Regions from separate parts of the Homo sapiens genome. Here region 1 is linked to region 2. A link is a loop called in an ENCODE intact Hi-C map of the cell type or tissue named here. Cell type or tissue: Panc1. All regions are shown on one strand.

Region 1 (8,000 bases), 370 kb before region 2:
CAGGGCCAGGACAAGGAAGAAGAGATTAAGAATCCCTCCTTGGATGCAAAATTTAAAAGGGTGCCAAACAATTAAGTTATCAAGGTAAATACCATTTCAGTGCAATATTTTAGAGAATAGAAATTAATGCCAAGAATTCCATGATTAACATAATAATAGAGGATCCAGCAGGGCTGAGACTAAGGTTGGGCAAGTACAGTCGGATCTTGTCTTTATTTAAATTTTGATTTGTTTTGCATCATTTTTTTTGCATTGGTTTTTATTTGTAAAAATATCATATTAAAATATTACTTATCTTGACTGATGAGTCATTTATCACCCTCTTAAATGTTGCACCCAAAGGAAGTGCTTCATTGGCCTTGCTGTACTTGCAGTCCTGGTTATGATGACCAATGTATACTGAGTACTCACAGTGTCTCAGGCTCATTCTTATGCTTTTCTTATGTTATGCTTGTTCTTTTGTACAACCCCCACAACAACTCACAATAGCTGGGAACTGTTACTGTTCATATTTCTCAGAGCACTTAGAGACCCTCAGAGAGTAGTGACTTGCAATTAACATAGCTCGAAATAAGCCGAACAAACCAAGATGCAACCAAGGCTGTTTGGCTCTAGAACATGCACTCAGTCTACTGTAACCTGTGCAGAAATGATTTCCCCTCCTGCCTTCTTTCATGATCCCCAGCCCCCAGGTAGTCTTCTCTGACTGCCGCCCCACCAAGACTCATCAAGTGCCCTATCATGCTGCCATTGTAGCACTTAACAACGTGTAATGATTATCTATTAATCGTGTAATGATTATCTTAATGTGTAATGATTATCTGTTTCTTTGTCTGTATTCCTCATAAGGTTCCTTTTAAAAAAATGGCAGTGTCTCTATGTTCCTATGGTGTTTTTGTGGTCAGAAGATGAGGGGCTTGTAGGCCATTTCACTTGGGGCTTGATCACCTGCTCATTGTCGGCTCTGGACTCAAACTCATTTGCCCCAGTAGCAGCATGCTCTTCAGAGGACAGAAAGAGGCCCATAGGCTCTGATCCCTTAGTTGGTAAACAATCATTTCTCTAGATCTGTGTTCATCCATCATGGCCCATTAAGCAGCAGTGGCCTGGGGCCATTTTCCAGTGTGACTGATGATATTTGAAGATTTGGCAGAGGAGGTGTAGGAGGCTTGTCTTCTGTGCCAGCTCCATCCTGCTGCTCATGTGAGTGATGATAGTGGGGTTGGGGTGGCTCTGGTCTGCACTGATTGGAAGTATGAGGGGTAGTGGGATGGTGCCCTTGTGCGAGTCCAGGCCGGGAGGCCCAGAGAGCAGGTAAGAGAGATGTGAGCTCACTTTGCCCTAATGTGGAGAAGCAGTGCATGAATAATCACCCAGTGGGGGAGAGAAACTATTGCAAAAACACAACTACAATAAATTCTTCGTCTCTCCGTTGTTATCCATTTATCCTATGGACAATTACTAGGCACCCACCAGGTGTGGGATGCTATGCCAGATAGGAGGCACAGGGCTCCCTGCCCTCACAAAGCTCATGATTTAATGCTACCCTTTGCATTGTCCACTGAGATGGGTCTGTGGTTGGCAAGAGGCTGCAGCCCCTTAGCAATACTAGATGCAGTGAATCTGTGGGGCAATAGTCCTTCTTTTCTTTCCCATGCATGTGTGGAAATCCAGTGTGTATGAAGTGGAGATCTGACCCCATCTTGTTTGAGCTGTGTGCTGATTGTTGGATGGGGTGACAGATGAAACATGTACCATGAGAAGTCCACAGGCTACATGGGAAACCAAACAACGCTCAGGTATCCAAAGTGTCTTTCCTGACTGTCCCCCACTCCACTGCACCATTGCAGGCTGAATTAGGGGGCCTCTTCTCTGCGCCTCTTACATTACCCTGGGTTTCCCGTGCTCAGGCCATGCCTACCACTTTTTTTTTTTTTTTTTTTTTTTTTGAGATGGAGTTTCACTCTTGTCACCCAGGCTGGAGTGCAATGGCATGATCTTGGCTCACTGCAACCTCCACCTCCTGGGTTCAAGCAATTCTCCTGTCTCAGCCTCCTGAGTAGCTGAGATTACAGGCACTTGCCATCACACCCAACCAATTTTTGTATTTTTAGTAGAGACGGGGTTTTATCATGTTGGCCAGGCTGACCTCAGGTGATCCTCCCACCTCGACCTCCCAAAGAGCTGGGATTACAGTGTGAGCCACTATGCCCAGCTACCCTACCACATGGTTTAATGAGGTTCTGTGTGGCTGTCCATTTCCCACACTGATGGTGAATTGCCTCATTGCAGGGGCTGAGTTGTTGCACCTCCCTGTCCCCTGCAGTTGCCATCACCTCGTAAATAGTATGTTCCCAATAAATGTTTGCTGGGGGAATGCAGCCAATGGGTGATGAAGCAGGTGAAAATGCTTAGAAGAAAGCTTACACTGCAATGTTATATACATGCAAATGAATCTAGTGCAAACTGCCTATCTTGCAAAATGATTTTCCAAATGTAAGTATGTTCAGAAATTTAAAGCGCATTCGGAATCAGGGAGTCTTTTTTTGAAAAAAATATTTTTGTTATTATTTTGCCTGAGTGAACTAGTTGTTGTGTCACTGAGTTAAAATAAGTCACCTGGAAGTAGGTCTCCAAAGGTAGGCCACAGGTCTCTGTACTTAGATCTGTTTTATAGACATTGTGGATCTTTCAAGTCTTTTTCTTCCTCTCTATTCTTTCCTCCTACCCTTAGTAAGATTCTAGTTATTTCTTTTTTTTCTTTTCCTTTCCTTTCTTTTTCTTTTTTTTTTTCTTTTTTTTTTTTTTTTTTTGAGATGAAGTCTTGCTCTGTTGCCCAGGCTGGAGTGCGGTGGTGCGATCTCAGCTCACTGCGACCTCCGCCTCCCGGTTCAAGTGATTCTTCTGCCTCAGCCTCCCGAGTAGCTGGGATTATAGGCATGTGCCACCATGCCCAGCTAATTTTTGTACTTTTAGTAGAGATGAGATTTCACTATGTTGGCCAGGCTGGTCCCGAACTCCTGATCTCAGGTAATCTGCCCACCTTGGCCTCCCAAAGTGCTGGGATTACAGGCATGAGCCACCACACCTGTCCAGTTATTTCTTATTTAAATGATTATAACAACCTTCTAATGTCCTCCTGCTTTTCTATTCACTCATCCTCCTGTAGATGCTAAATTTTTTTTTCTGAAATATAAATGTCATGTTCCTATTAATAACCCATTACTTGTTGATAAAGTCCATATTGCTTAACTCACTGCATAAGTCTCTTTGTTCATGGCCTTCTAGGCTTGTCTCTCTCCACTCTGACCTATGTTTAAATGACTTAAAACGGTTGTCACTTCTTGAGACACCCTCATTTCTTGGTAATGAGTTTCCCTTTGTCTGGGACTCCTGTGCCATCCTCATCTCGTTAACTCCTACTTACACCACAGAACCCAACTTTCTTTATAATGGCATTCAACACTTGGTTTCAGAGTGGTCCATTTATGCCTCTGTCTGTCCTGCTAGACTGAGTAATCTAAGGGTGGGGCTCATGCTTTGTTTACCTATTTATCTTCAGCTACCCTCTGAGCCTGGCTCATAGTAGCCACTCAAGACATGTTTGTAGAATGAATGAAGACCCGAGTTTTCTAAGAAATGTGTACATTTATAAGGCCAGGAGAAAAGAACATATAGTGGCCAATGAAATCAAGCTTCAAATATGGTTTACTAAACTAGAATGCAGGGTAAAGTTGTCAAGGTATCCTTTAAGAGACATACATACTGGTCTTGCATTTAGGTTATAAAATTTATTCTACAAGTGCCAGGTTGAGAAGGGGAAGGTATCCAGCCATATGAAAATGACCAAAAACTGGAGTTTTCATTTGTTCTGATAATAAAGCAGAATATTGACAAGTCAGACTCCCCTACACATTCACTCACAACTCACCACCTACCCATTTATTAGCTGGGCTAGGCTATACAGGCTTGCACTCTGCTCTCACAGAGCTTATCAATCTAGACGGGGACACAGGCATCAAATAACGAAGTCACAGTAACTGTGTGTAATTACAGACAGAGCTGAATGTTCTAAAGGAAAATATCATTCAACAGAGGAGCTTGACCCAGACTGGTAGCTGGTCTGAGACGGCTTCGTTGAGGAAGTGACGCTTGAGCAAGAGATTACAGGCATGAGTAGAAGCTGAATCAATAGCTGGATTTCTAGGAAGAGGAAGGAGGCCAGAGAGAGAGGTGTGGGTCAAACCACTTTAAGCAATTTTTCTCTTCACCAAAGAAAATCTCTTTGCCTGGAAAAAGATTGAATAATTTTAAGGAGAGTTTAGATGATTTGTAGTTAAAAAGAAACACTTCAGTGGTCATGGTTTCGCTGTCCTTGCTCCTGACCCAGGAGGATGCTGGTTGGTACCAATCTTTGCGTTTTAGAAGGGTCAGACAGAATGAGCACAGAGAGAAGAGCTATGATTCCAGGAAGGTCTCAGGAAGAAAGGCAGAGGGCATGAGAGAGCAGTCTTCAAACATACGAAGGGCTGTCCTGTGGAGGAGAAACAAGAGCCACTAGTTACTGTCCCGCAGGGAAGAGTAGGACCTGTGGGCAAAAGCTATAAGGGAGAGAGAAATTAGCTGTGCTTGAGAGCAGACCCTTTGAAATATTAAAGCTCTCACTTATTGGGATGATGATTAGGAAGGCAGTCAGCTGCCATCATGTGGATGCTTAAGGCTGGATGGCCATTCTTCAGGATAAAGCAAGGGGAAGGCTTTCGTGGGAGAGGAACAGAGGAAAAAGGGCAGCCTATGGGCTGAATCCAGCCCATAGATACACCCTGGACCTCAGAGGCTGTAAAAATCCAATGAGTATTCACGAAAATATCTAGGGATGGATCTCTTTTTAAAATCCAGATTTTTGAAACTTTTATTTTAGGTTTGGGGGTACATGCGAAGGTTTGTTACATAGGTAAACACGTGTCACTGGGGTTTGTTGTACAGATTATTTCCTCTCCCAGGTATTAATCTCAGTACTCAAAAGTTATCTTTTCTGCTCCTCTACCGCCTCCCACCCAAGAACTGGTAAATTGGGCCAGCTTTCTAGAACTGCAACAATTGTTTGCAGTTGATACATGGTGTATTAGTTGCCTATTGCTGAAATAAATTACCGCAAACTTACTGGCTTAAAATAATACAAATTTATTATCCTACAGTTCTGCAGGTCAGAAAGCTGAAATGGGTCTCATGGAGCTAAAATCAAGGTGTTAGTAGGGCTGAACTCTTTCTGGAGGCTCTAGGGGAAGAAGCTGCTTTTTCCTTGCCTGATTTCCTTGGCTCAAGGCCCCTTCCTCATCTTCCAAGGCAGCACCAGGGCATCTTCAAATATCTTTCTCAGACTCTACTTTCAAATGTCCTTTCTCCCCATCTCAAGATCTTTACCTTAATCACATCTGCAAAGTCCCTTTTGCCATGTAAGGTAACATATTCACAGGTTCCAGGGATTAGGACATGGACACCTTTGGGGGCCATTGTTCTGCCTGTCCCACATGGCCACCCTTTTAGAATCGATTGAACAAGGTTTACATTATTTTCTTTACCTGCTTCTCCATGCTAGATGTTGCATTTGTGATTCTTGAGTTAAAGGGCTGGTCTGGATAACCATTTTTCCTGTGGTTATCCTATAATTAGAAATGAAATTTAGCATATGAGGGTTAAATGCATTAATACAACCCTTTGAGGGGCTGGAGATCAGGTATAAAAGGTGTGAGAAGGAACTTTAAGTTCTTTAAAAGTGATGCTTTTATTGTTTGCAGGATGTCACATAATCAGTTCAATTCAACATTGAATCTGTGCTCTGTTCTGTACAGGATTAAAGAATATGTAAGACAAAGCATAACACATTAAAAACTTTTTCCATTTCGCTCCCACTCAAGAAAACATTTCAGATTGTAAATGAGTAAGAATGATGTTATTATAGAAATGACCTTGAATGTGCTGTAGCTTACAAAAAAAGCCAAAATCATTTCCAAGTATCACTGATTGGACTGGGATCCTAACTAATTAGTGCATCACACCTCACAGCTGCTCATGATCCATTAGTTTTGAGGACCTCTTATCTATGCTATGGTCTCCAGCCTCCAGAAAAGCTTTTGTCTGTCTGCAGAGACAAGAGTTATAGGGTGAAACTATGAGCAGCTTGGTGTAGCATGTGATTAAGTACTTACATGTGTGGTACAGACACTAGGTGCTCAGGGGTTTGGACAGGCATCATGGTGAACCAGCCCTGAACGATGCTTGGTGAACGTCATCCCGCCACAAAGCAGATTCCCACTTTCTGATTCTGCAGTAGGGCAGCAGGTAGATGAAACCAACACTGGGTAACTTAGATTAAAAAAAAATAATTAATTAGCATGTTTCAAGGGTGCTCTGCAAAAAGCGTGCATCTGCAATGAATAAGGAGAGCCTCTCTAGGGATCCATGAAGGAGGATCTGACAGGCAGTTACTTCAGCACACAGCAGTCAGTGAATCGGCCCTGACCTTGTGTTTTTCCTCCTGTGTTGGAAATGTTTGGAGAATGAGTGGTTGATTTGGGTCCCGCCTTGGCCCTGGGAGAGTAGACACGTAGACTGATGGACCCACCAAGGCAAAAGGAAATAGAATATTGCTACTTACAGAAGAATGGTTGGATGCTGATGTCAGTTGTAACTTTTTACTTGCAATGTCTTAAGAGTCACAACTCAGGCAATCCCACAGGTACCTTAGCACCTTACTAAATATTCAGGGGTGAACTTGTCTCCACTTATCTCCAAATCTAGAATTCTTTCTAATGTAAACACCTGGGAAGATAATCTTAGCATTAAAAACTTAGTTTAACATACATCTGTAATTACTGATAAGAGCCATCTTCAAAATGCAGGCACAACTATTACCGTGTAATTTCAAACTGATTCATAAATAAGAAAGAGTGGGGAAGGTAGATAAGTATTCTTCCCAGTTGTTTGTGGGGTTACTGATGCTAAAGAAGAGTCTGGCATTGGTGGCTGGGAACTTTGGATGTCACCATGAAAAGTTGGACTGGGATATAGAACAAATGTTACAGGAATAACCCAGCAAGCCTGAACGTTTAGCACATGGGGACACCATGTTCCACAACTTCAGGTGAAGGGTGGGGTGGAGGACTATGCTCACAGGATATAATATGATTGCTGCCCCCTGGAGTTGTGCAGCATAGCAGTCCTGGTGAAGAGACCAGTGCAGTATAAATACATGGCCTCCCTGGAGAGACAAGGTAAGAATTCTGGAGGAGCAAGGGGAGATATTCCTTTTTCAGCACGTACCTGGGGGTGGAGGCATGAACCTTCAGTAGCCTCTCCTCTCCTCCTCTCTGAGCTGAGTCCTAGTCATCACTTGTTAATGCTGCAAATCCATAGTATTCACAGTGCAATAATAACGGTGGGAAGCATTTATGAACCTATGAAGTACCTATAAAGTACTATGAAGTATATTAAACAGTTCCTATACATGATCTTATTTAATTTTACAACATTTTTACAGGTAGGTACTATTGCTAATGCTCTCCAGGTTCCAAATGTTATCCTTTTAAAACTTTTATATTAAGTTCGAGGGTTCATGTGCAAGTTTGTTATACAGGTAAACTGATATCCCAAGGGTTTGTAGTAAAGATTATTTCAGCGCCCAGGTATTAAGCCTAGTACCCATTAGTTATTTTTCCTGTCTGTGGAATAAGGTTCTCTTGAAAACTCTGGAGGACTAAGAAAAATAAGGCTGTGGAAACTCACCTAGGTGAGGATTCTTCTTGTATTAGTGTACAAAGTAAAAGCTAGATATATGTGCTGAAATGAACAGCTTGATAATAATAAAATAAGGAAAGAACCAGGTAGGCCTTGCTGTTCTCTACCCTTATCAGAAAGGAGAAAGGAACTGAGATGTTCATCTATGTGCCTGAGGGCACAGTACTAGGGAGTAGAAAGCAGGAATTCAAACAGAATTCACA
Region 2 (8,000 bases):
GGGAAGAAACTAAAAAGACAGTATTGCAATGTTGGATGAGTCTGGCTTGAAACCAAATATGGTCAGCTCTCAGGAAGCTAAAAAAATCTAAAGTTCTTTGACCCGAACCATTCCCCTTCTATATTTTAATAAGAATTATGTTTGTGGGGCAGGGTCCTGGTACTGGTGCCCATGCAACCAGATAGATCCAACACAATTGGAAATCTTCACTTAAATCTTTTAAAATCCAATTGATTTCAACAAAGTCTACCTAAGTCAGATTTTTCTTTGCCTTGAGCAAAATAAAAGCTGTGAACTCTTTGCAAAGCACTCATGAAGCTTTAGACCTCTGGGACTTTGGCTAGTGAGAGTCAGGGCACCCAGATTCAATCCCTGGTGTATAGTGATTTGTCTGTTTGGCTGCTCTCAAATCAGAGCTAATGGCTCTAAGTAATTGCCCATTCTTATTTGAGAAAGGACAGATCACCAGTCGTATTAGTCTCCCAGAGCTGCAGTAACAGATTACCACAAACTGCATGGTTTAAAATGGAAATATGTGATCTCACAGTTTTGGAGGCCGTAAGTCCAGAAATCAAGGTATTAGCAGAACCGTCCTCTCCCGAGAGACTCTAGGGGAAGATCCTTTCTTGCCTCTTTCTGGTGTCTGGTATAGCAATAGTGGGTGTCCCTGGGCTTGTAACTCCATGGCCCCAATTCCTGCCTCGGTCATCGCATGGCCTTCTTCTCTTTCTCTGTATCTCTCTCTCCTTATAAGGGCACAGGTCATTGGATTTAGAGCCCATCCTAATCCAGTATGATCTCATTTTAACTTAATTACATCCACGAAGACCCTATTTCCAAAGAAGGTCTCATTCACAGGTACGGAGGTTTAGGACTGGGACATATCTTTTGGAATGGACACAGTTCAACCAGTCAAACCATTTTTTTTTTTTTGGAGACGGAGTCTCACTCTGTCACCAGGCTGGAGTACAGTGGCACAACATCAGCTCACGGCAACCTGTGCCTCCCAGGTTCAAACGATTCTCCTGCCTCAGTCTCCTGAGTAGCTGGCACTGCAGGCACGCACCTCTATTTTTAGTAGAGATGGGGTTTCACCATGTTGGCCAGGATGGTCTCCAACTCTAGGCCTTGTGATCCACCTGCCTCGGCCTCCCAAAGGGCTGGGATTACAGGCTTGAGCCACCGCACCCGGCTGTCGAACCAGTTTTATCTGGTTTCTTTGTTCTTGGTGTGAACTCTGAATTGGGGGATTGACTTATCAAGACTCTTTGACCAAAAGCAATTAGAGGAATCACAGATTGCTGGTGCGCCACACTGCTGATGAGCAAGGGATCATACCTATCTCATGTACCTCTCCTGGACTGCAGACCATCTCCAGGTTTCTGCATCTAACTGAATCTTTTAACACCTCTTTGGGGCAGGTAATGGTGGCTCTGCTCTTCACCCTCTGGCAGGTCCTTAGAGAGCATCACCGTTACCCACTTATCTCACAAAGGAGTAAGCTGAGATACCCAGAGGTTAATGAACAACCAGGACCTCTTTAGAACTGCCAGTGGCTGGAGTCAGTCTGGGTTGCAATGACCTACTTACATTTTGCTGTGAGAATCACCTTTTTTTTTTTCCCACAGACTATGTGTCATGCATGGGCAGTCACTTTCTTTTACATAAAAAACAAGAAAAATAGTGTGAGGTACTTTTTTCCTGCTACCTGACATGGCTTTTAGACTGAGCAGTCCTGCTGTCATTTTTTCATATCTCCTTGCACATATTTGGAACATAGAATTATCATTATCTCTTTGCATATTGATCTTCTCTGGAAGACTGTGAGCACCCCAGAGAGAAGGTGAACTTTCCTAAAATCATCTTAGATTCCATGGTACAAGGTATACTTTGGCTACACCTTGGAATTGTATCTGAGTGGCTTGGCTTTAAAATGCATTGTAAAGAACTTTTTTTTCTGTCTCTTCTTGTCTAAGCCTTGAAATGTATTTTGAAACTCTTTCTTTGTTTTCCCACCAGGCACTCTCTTTCACAGTGCTTGCTTATCTAATGATGTGCTTGCTTAGAAATTCCAGGGGCTAATCTTAAACCAGACGGGAAGACCCAGCAGTGGAATTCTCCCCATTTAGAGATTACCTCAAAGTGATTAATCTATTATTACAACCCAAGCATTGTCAAGATGGCACCAGGCCTCACTCCAGGTGGACAATAATGCAAGATGGCCGTCGGAACAAGACACACAAGACTGCACCACACCTGCATGCTTTCCATGTAGATTTTCCCTTCTTAAATCCACTCCCTTGCCTAAAATATTGAGATGTTTTATTTGGGGCTTGAGTCCAACCATCTCCCAAGTGCTAGTGTTTGAATAAAGCTGCTTTCCTTTCACTGCACCTCACTTCTCACATTTTGGCTTTTGAGCAGTGAGCAGCTGGATTCGAACTTGGTTACAGAATCAACTGAGGAGCTTTAAAAAATACTGATGTCTGGCTTTTATCCCCAAATATTATGATTTAGTTGGCCTGGGATGTGGCTAAGAATCAGCAAATTTTAAAAGCTCCCAAATAACTTCAGTTGTTTTCCTCTCCATTTTTTATTGATATATAATAGTTGTATATATTTATGGAGTACTTGTGATATTTTGATACCTGCATGCAATGTGTTATGATCAAAATAGGGTAATTAGGAATTCCATCACTTCAAACATTTATCATTTCTTTCTGCTGGGAACATTCCAAATCTTCTAGCTATTTTGAAATATACAATAAATTATTTACTATAGTCATCCTGCTGTGCTATCAAACATCAGAACTTATGTCTTCTATCTAACTTTATTTTTGTACCCATTAACCAATTTCTCTTCATCCCTCCTGTCTTGTTTACTTCCTAGTCTTTGGTAACCATAATTCTACTCTCTACCTCCATGAGATCAACCTTTTAAGCTCCCATGTATAAGTGAGAACATATGCTATTCGTCTCTCTGGGCCTGGCTTATTTCACTCAACATAATGACCTCTGGTTTCATCCATATTGCTGCAGATGACAGGGTTGCATTCTTTCAATGGCTGAGTCGTATTCCATTCCATACATATGTTATATTTTCTTCATCCATTCATCCATTGATGGACACTTAGGTTGATTCCATACCTTGGTTACTGTGAATAGTGCTGTAATAAACATCAGAGTGTGGATATCACTTTGATATGCTGATTTCCTTCCTTTTGGATATTGACCCAGCAATGGGATTCCTGGATCAAATCATATATCTATTTCTAGTTTTTTGAGGAACCTCCACACTATTTTCCATAGCAGTTGCACTAATTTACATTCCTACCAACAGTGTACTGCGTTCCCCAGGTAACTTTGACATTCACTCAGCCAAGGTTGAGAACCACTGCCCTAGCATCTAGCATCCAGGGTTTGTAGTAGTGGTGACAGCAGCCGCTAACATTTATTGATCTTTTATAATGTGGCTCAGGCACTGAGCTTTGCAATTTGTATGCATTGTTTCATTCAGTTATGCAACCATTTTAAAAGACAGCAACTATTGTTACCCTGATTTTGCACTGTAGGAAAATAAAATCTAAAGAGGTTGAGTAATTTACTCAAAGTTACCTAGCTAGGAAATGACAGAGACTGGCTGTCAGCTTCCTTGAAATCGGGACACTTTTCCCAACACCATTATGCAATGTTGCATTCACCATGCTCTCTGCCTCCCTCTATTGGTGTATAGCAGATGTTCCATAAGCCGTTATTGAATAAATAAATGGAACTGTCAAAATCTATCCTTGACACTTCACGTAGGTCACTCGAGTTCCCTTAGGCGTCTCCTTAGCTACCATAATAAGCTGAACACCACTCCCTCTTGTCCCATCTCACACTTCCTGCCCAGGGCTGTTCAGATATGGCTGGGAATCCTCAGGGCTGATGACCCATGAACAAGTGTACTCCCAGCCAGGGATCCCCACCTGGGTGGTGCTCCCAGAACACCACCACAGTCCTTGCTTGCCCAGTGGTCTGTAGGGAAGTGAGACCCGATCGGGGCACCAGAGGAGAGAATGCCTTGAGCCCATTTATGTGACGTTGTTAATGAAGTACTACCCAAACTTTAATATGAACACAGATTACCTGGGGGTTTTGCTTGATTGGATATTCTGATTCATCAGGCCTGGGGTAGCACCTGAGGTTCTGCACCACTAGCTGAGGCCAATGCTGCTTGCCTGCAGACCCCACTTTTAGAAGCAAGATGTTGGAGGGGTGTCAAGGCAGTAGAGCTTGTCAGCTTATCTGAGCATTTCAATTCTTTCTACTCAGAGACCTCCTTTCTACCTATGATTAAGGCATCTGTGGACCTTGCCGTATCACTCCAGCAGACATGAAGAGGCAGGACTGAATTCCACCTTCATCTCAGCCTTGATTGTTGCTGCACACATATGTAAAACAAAATATAAACTCACCCCCAAATACCACTTATTATTAACCTCTGTCTGCAAGGTCTAGCACTGCAGCTGATACATGATAAGTGTTCAGGAAATATGCAATGAATTCAATTCAATTAAAAATCACCTGTGAGTTTTTACTGCATTTGACATCAGCTCAAGACAAGAATTGCCTTGGGTAACTCTCAAATAAAATAGTATTCCTGAGTTCACTGAAAGGTGGGCAATTCTATGAACTCTGAGAAACTTGTTTGTTCTAATGTCACTGAAATATAGGGATTTTGATGGATTGTTGATTAGGCACAAAAAAATAGCATGAATTATTTTTGGTATTGTTAGTGATTATATGTGCTTCTATGCCATATAAGTTAATTGTATATTCTATGTATTAGTTAAGCACCTAATTAATCTTATAAATATTTATTGAATAATTAACATGCACTGGGTAATACTTCAGTGCTATAGATACAGTGATAACAAGACAGCTAAGTTCTCTGTCTTCATGGAGCTTACATTTTAGTAGAATACAGATAATATGAGGAAAATATATGAATAAAGAAGATGCTTTTAGAAGGCTATAAGGATATGAAGATAATAAAGCAAGGATATTGATGGAAGTTTTCTTTAGTTATCAGAGTAGGTAAAGTTTTACCTGGGGAGGTAAAATTTGAGCCAAGATCAGAATAAAAAGAAGGGACCAGCCATGAGGAATACCCTAAAAAGAAGAAATGATTAATAAAATTAAACGTTAGAAGCCATAAGAAGGGAGTGTGCTCAGTGAGTTATGGAATAGAAAGAAAGCCAGTGTGGTTACAGCGTGGGTAGAGAGGAATGTATGGCTTTGTAGATCATGCTGAGAAATTTGGGCTTATATTGTGTGTAATGCGCACCTGTTAAAAGATGCTAAGCATGGGGTAGCATGATCTGAGTTGTATTTTTAGAAATTATTCTGTGGTCCCAGCTACTCGGGAGGCTGAGGCAGGAGAATGGCATGAACCTGGGAGGCGGAGCTTGAAGTGAGCCGAGATCGTACCACCGCACTCCAGCTGGGAGACAGCGAGACTCTGTCTCAAAAAAGAAAGAAAGAAAGAAAGAAATTATTCTCTCTGCTGTGTCAAGAATGGATTATTGAGCAACAAGAATAGAAGCAAGGAGACCAATTAGGAGGCTCTTAAGGTCATCCAGGCGAGAGATGATGGAAGGTTAGCCTAGGATGACACCAACATTTATGGAGAAAAGTGCACAGATGTAATGGTTTAGGGAAAGGAACCAAGCCCCCTTTAGAAATTGGATGAAGGGCATACAGGTTTGAATGATATAAAGATATTAAGAATGGATTTGGGAGAATTTAATAAAAGCAACTGAGTGGATGGAGGTGCCATTCTGACCTGGAGAGGACAAAACTGAGTTGGGGTTGTTTCGGAGCACGGTAGATTTGAGATGCCTTCTACACACCCTACTGGTGATGTTGATTAGGCAGGCAGAGTTATGATTCTGGCGGTCAGGGGACTGGTGAGTGCAGGGGACATAGATTTGGATGCCTTCAGTGAGTAGATGATATTTGAAACCACACATATAAATAGGACCACCTTGGAACAATGTTCAGAGATAAGAAAGCCCAGGACTGTGCCCTGGGTACATCCACCTCAGAGAGGCCAAGGAGAGAGGGCAGAGGTGGCAAAGAGGAAGCCAGAGAGTTGGAGGAGAACAGTCAAAAAATTCAGCATCTCAGAACCAAGAGAAGTGTGCTGAAAAGCAGGGAGGGATTAATCAGAGATGATACCTCTCTGAAGGTGATTAAAAAAAACATATAAAGTCATCCATTAAATTTGGTGCTGAAATCCTTCTGTATGTCACACATGTATTTTTATATTTTATTTTAATTTAGTTTTTTAGCTGACAAATAATTGTACATATCCAAAGGGTATATGATGTTGTTTTGATACATATAATGTATACTGATCAGATCAAGGTAATTAGCATTTCCATCAACTCCCAACATTTATCATTTCTTTGTGTTGGGAACATTCAATACCCTCCTTTTAGCTATTTGAAACAATATATTATTGTCAACTATAGTTATCCTACAGTGCTACAGAACACTAGAACTTATTCTTCCTATCTAGCTGCAATTTTGTATCCTTTTGCAAATCTCTTCTCACCCTTCCCTCCCTTCCACCCAGCCTTTCCAGCCTCTAGTATCCTCTGTTTCACACACATACTTAGTTAACAATTCTCACAACATTCCTGCAGGTCACATTGTATTATCCTGAATTTACAGATAGGAAATGGGGTTCAGAGAAATAAAGCAACTTGTCCAAGGTCACAGCTCAGAGGTGAAGGTGCGAGGCTTCATCTCAAGTATGGATGGTTTTCCTGCAACAAATCCCACAGAAGGAGCATAAGCCCCTTGAAGACAGAGACCCTCTCTCCCAGTTGACTGTGTATAGAAAGGCCCAATACTGCCACTGTTAGAAGTATGGAGATGAAGGCAGATGGCTGAGTTTGGACTCAATTTTTTTTTTATCCACACAGTGGAAATGAGGATAATCACTTCTAAGACTTATTTTGAGGAATAAATGAGATAATCCAGGCCAAAATGCCTTCACAGTGCTAGACAATAAGGAGTATTCAATAAATGCTTGTTTCCTTTTTAAATTCTTTTTCTCATCCTTTTATTCCCCAAAAGTATTTCAACAGGTACCACAAATAGAAACTATCCTTCAGTTTCTTGTGAAGCTGTGGTTATGAAACATGATCTGAAGTATTATCTAAAATAGAATTTTATAAAACTCAGTGTGCTGAACAATTACATAAAATGTCAACTTGTTTTGTCCTAACCAGGAGTGGGGAGGTCAGGATTTTAATTTCAAGTCTTTAATCTCAGCCTCAGTGTTCACTAGCTGTGTCACCTTGGGAAAATCTCTCATGTCAACCCTCGTTTTCCAGATATATTGTGGTCCTATGGATAGAAAAGTTGAATATTTGTGCTATAAAAAGCTATGGGTATCTGTTTTCAGGAATCTTGCTACTAAGATTTATGGAAATGTGTCTCTAACAGGGTTATGTACAACAGAGAATGATACTGGCCAATATAACAAAGTCCAGTGATGGCCTCAGGTATAGCTAGATCCAGGTGCTGAAATGGTATCAGTAGGAATTATTCACTTTCCACCTTTTGGCTCTGATATCCTGGACTCTGGTTTCACTACCAGCTTCCCAGATAACGATAAGGAGGTAACTGGCATTAGGTTTACTTTCTTGTAGCTTAGTAGCCCCGGGGCAGCTCCAGGTTTCACTACAATTAAGTTGGCTTATGATACATTCAAGCCACAGCACATTGTAAGAAAGTGGATCATTGACCGGGGATTCTCCACACCCCTTCAGCTTCTTCCCACCAACAGACTGTTCCCCCTCTTTCCTCTGCACCCCCACAGGCTGTGTGGCCATCAATTCTGACACTACCTGTGTTTTACCACCCTCCTCTGCTCCCGACCTCTGTGCCTCTTTATTTTCTCATTGGTAAAAAGAAAAAAGAAAAGAATAATCGTGATAATAAAA

Evidence for each region. Hi-C counts contacts between places; a loop is a spot of excess contacts. Peaks named below come from ENCODE experiments on the same cell type or tissue, not always from the same donor. Only the 100,000 strongest peaks of a DNase experiment are listed, where the experiment ranks them.
Region 1: a loop joins it to region 2, with 2.9 times the contacts of the local background. A loop is called at or near these places in 2 of 110 quality-filtered maps.

What each region holds. Positions count from the first base shown.
Region 1 is chr16:10,010,066-10,018,065 of GRCh38, reverse strand. All of the region lies in intron 2 of GRIN2A (glutamate ionotropic receptor NMDA type subunit 2A), which reads left to right. Among named protein-coding and RNA genes, the nearest start is that of GRIN2A, 170 kb to the left of the region's middle. In Panc1, CTCF peaks have their summits at 4,511 and 7,137; no DNase peak of the experiment used is centred here.
Region 2 is chr16:9,644,008-9,652,007 of GRCh38, reverse strand. No RefSeq gene overlaps it. Among named protein-coding and RNA genes, the nearest start is that of LINC01195, 190 kb to the right of the region's middle. In Panc1, CTCF peaks have their summits at 3,496, 3,723 (motif pointing left) and 5,901; a DNase peak (open chromatin) is centred at 3,717; H3K27ac peaks cover 271 bases.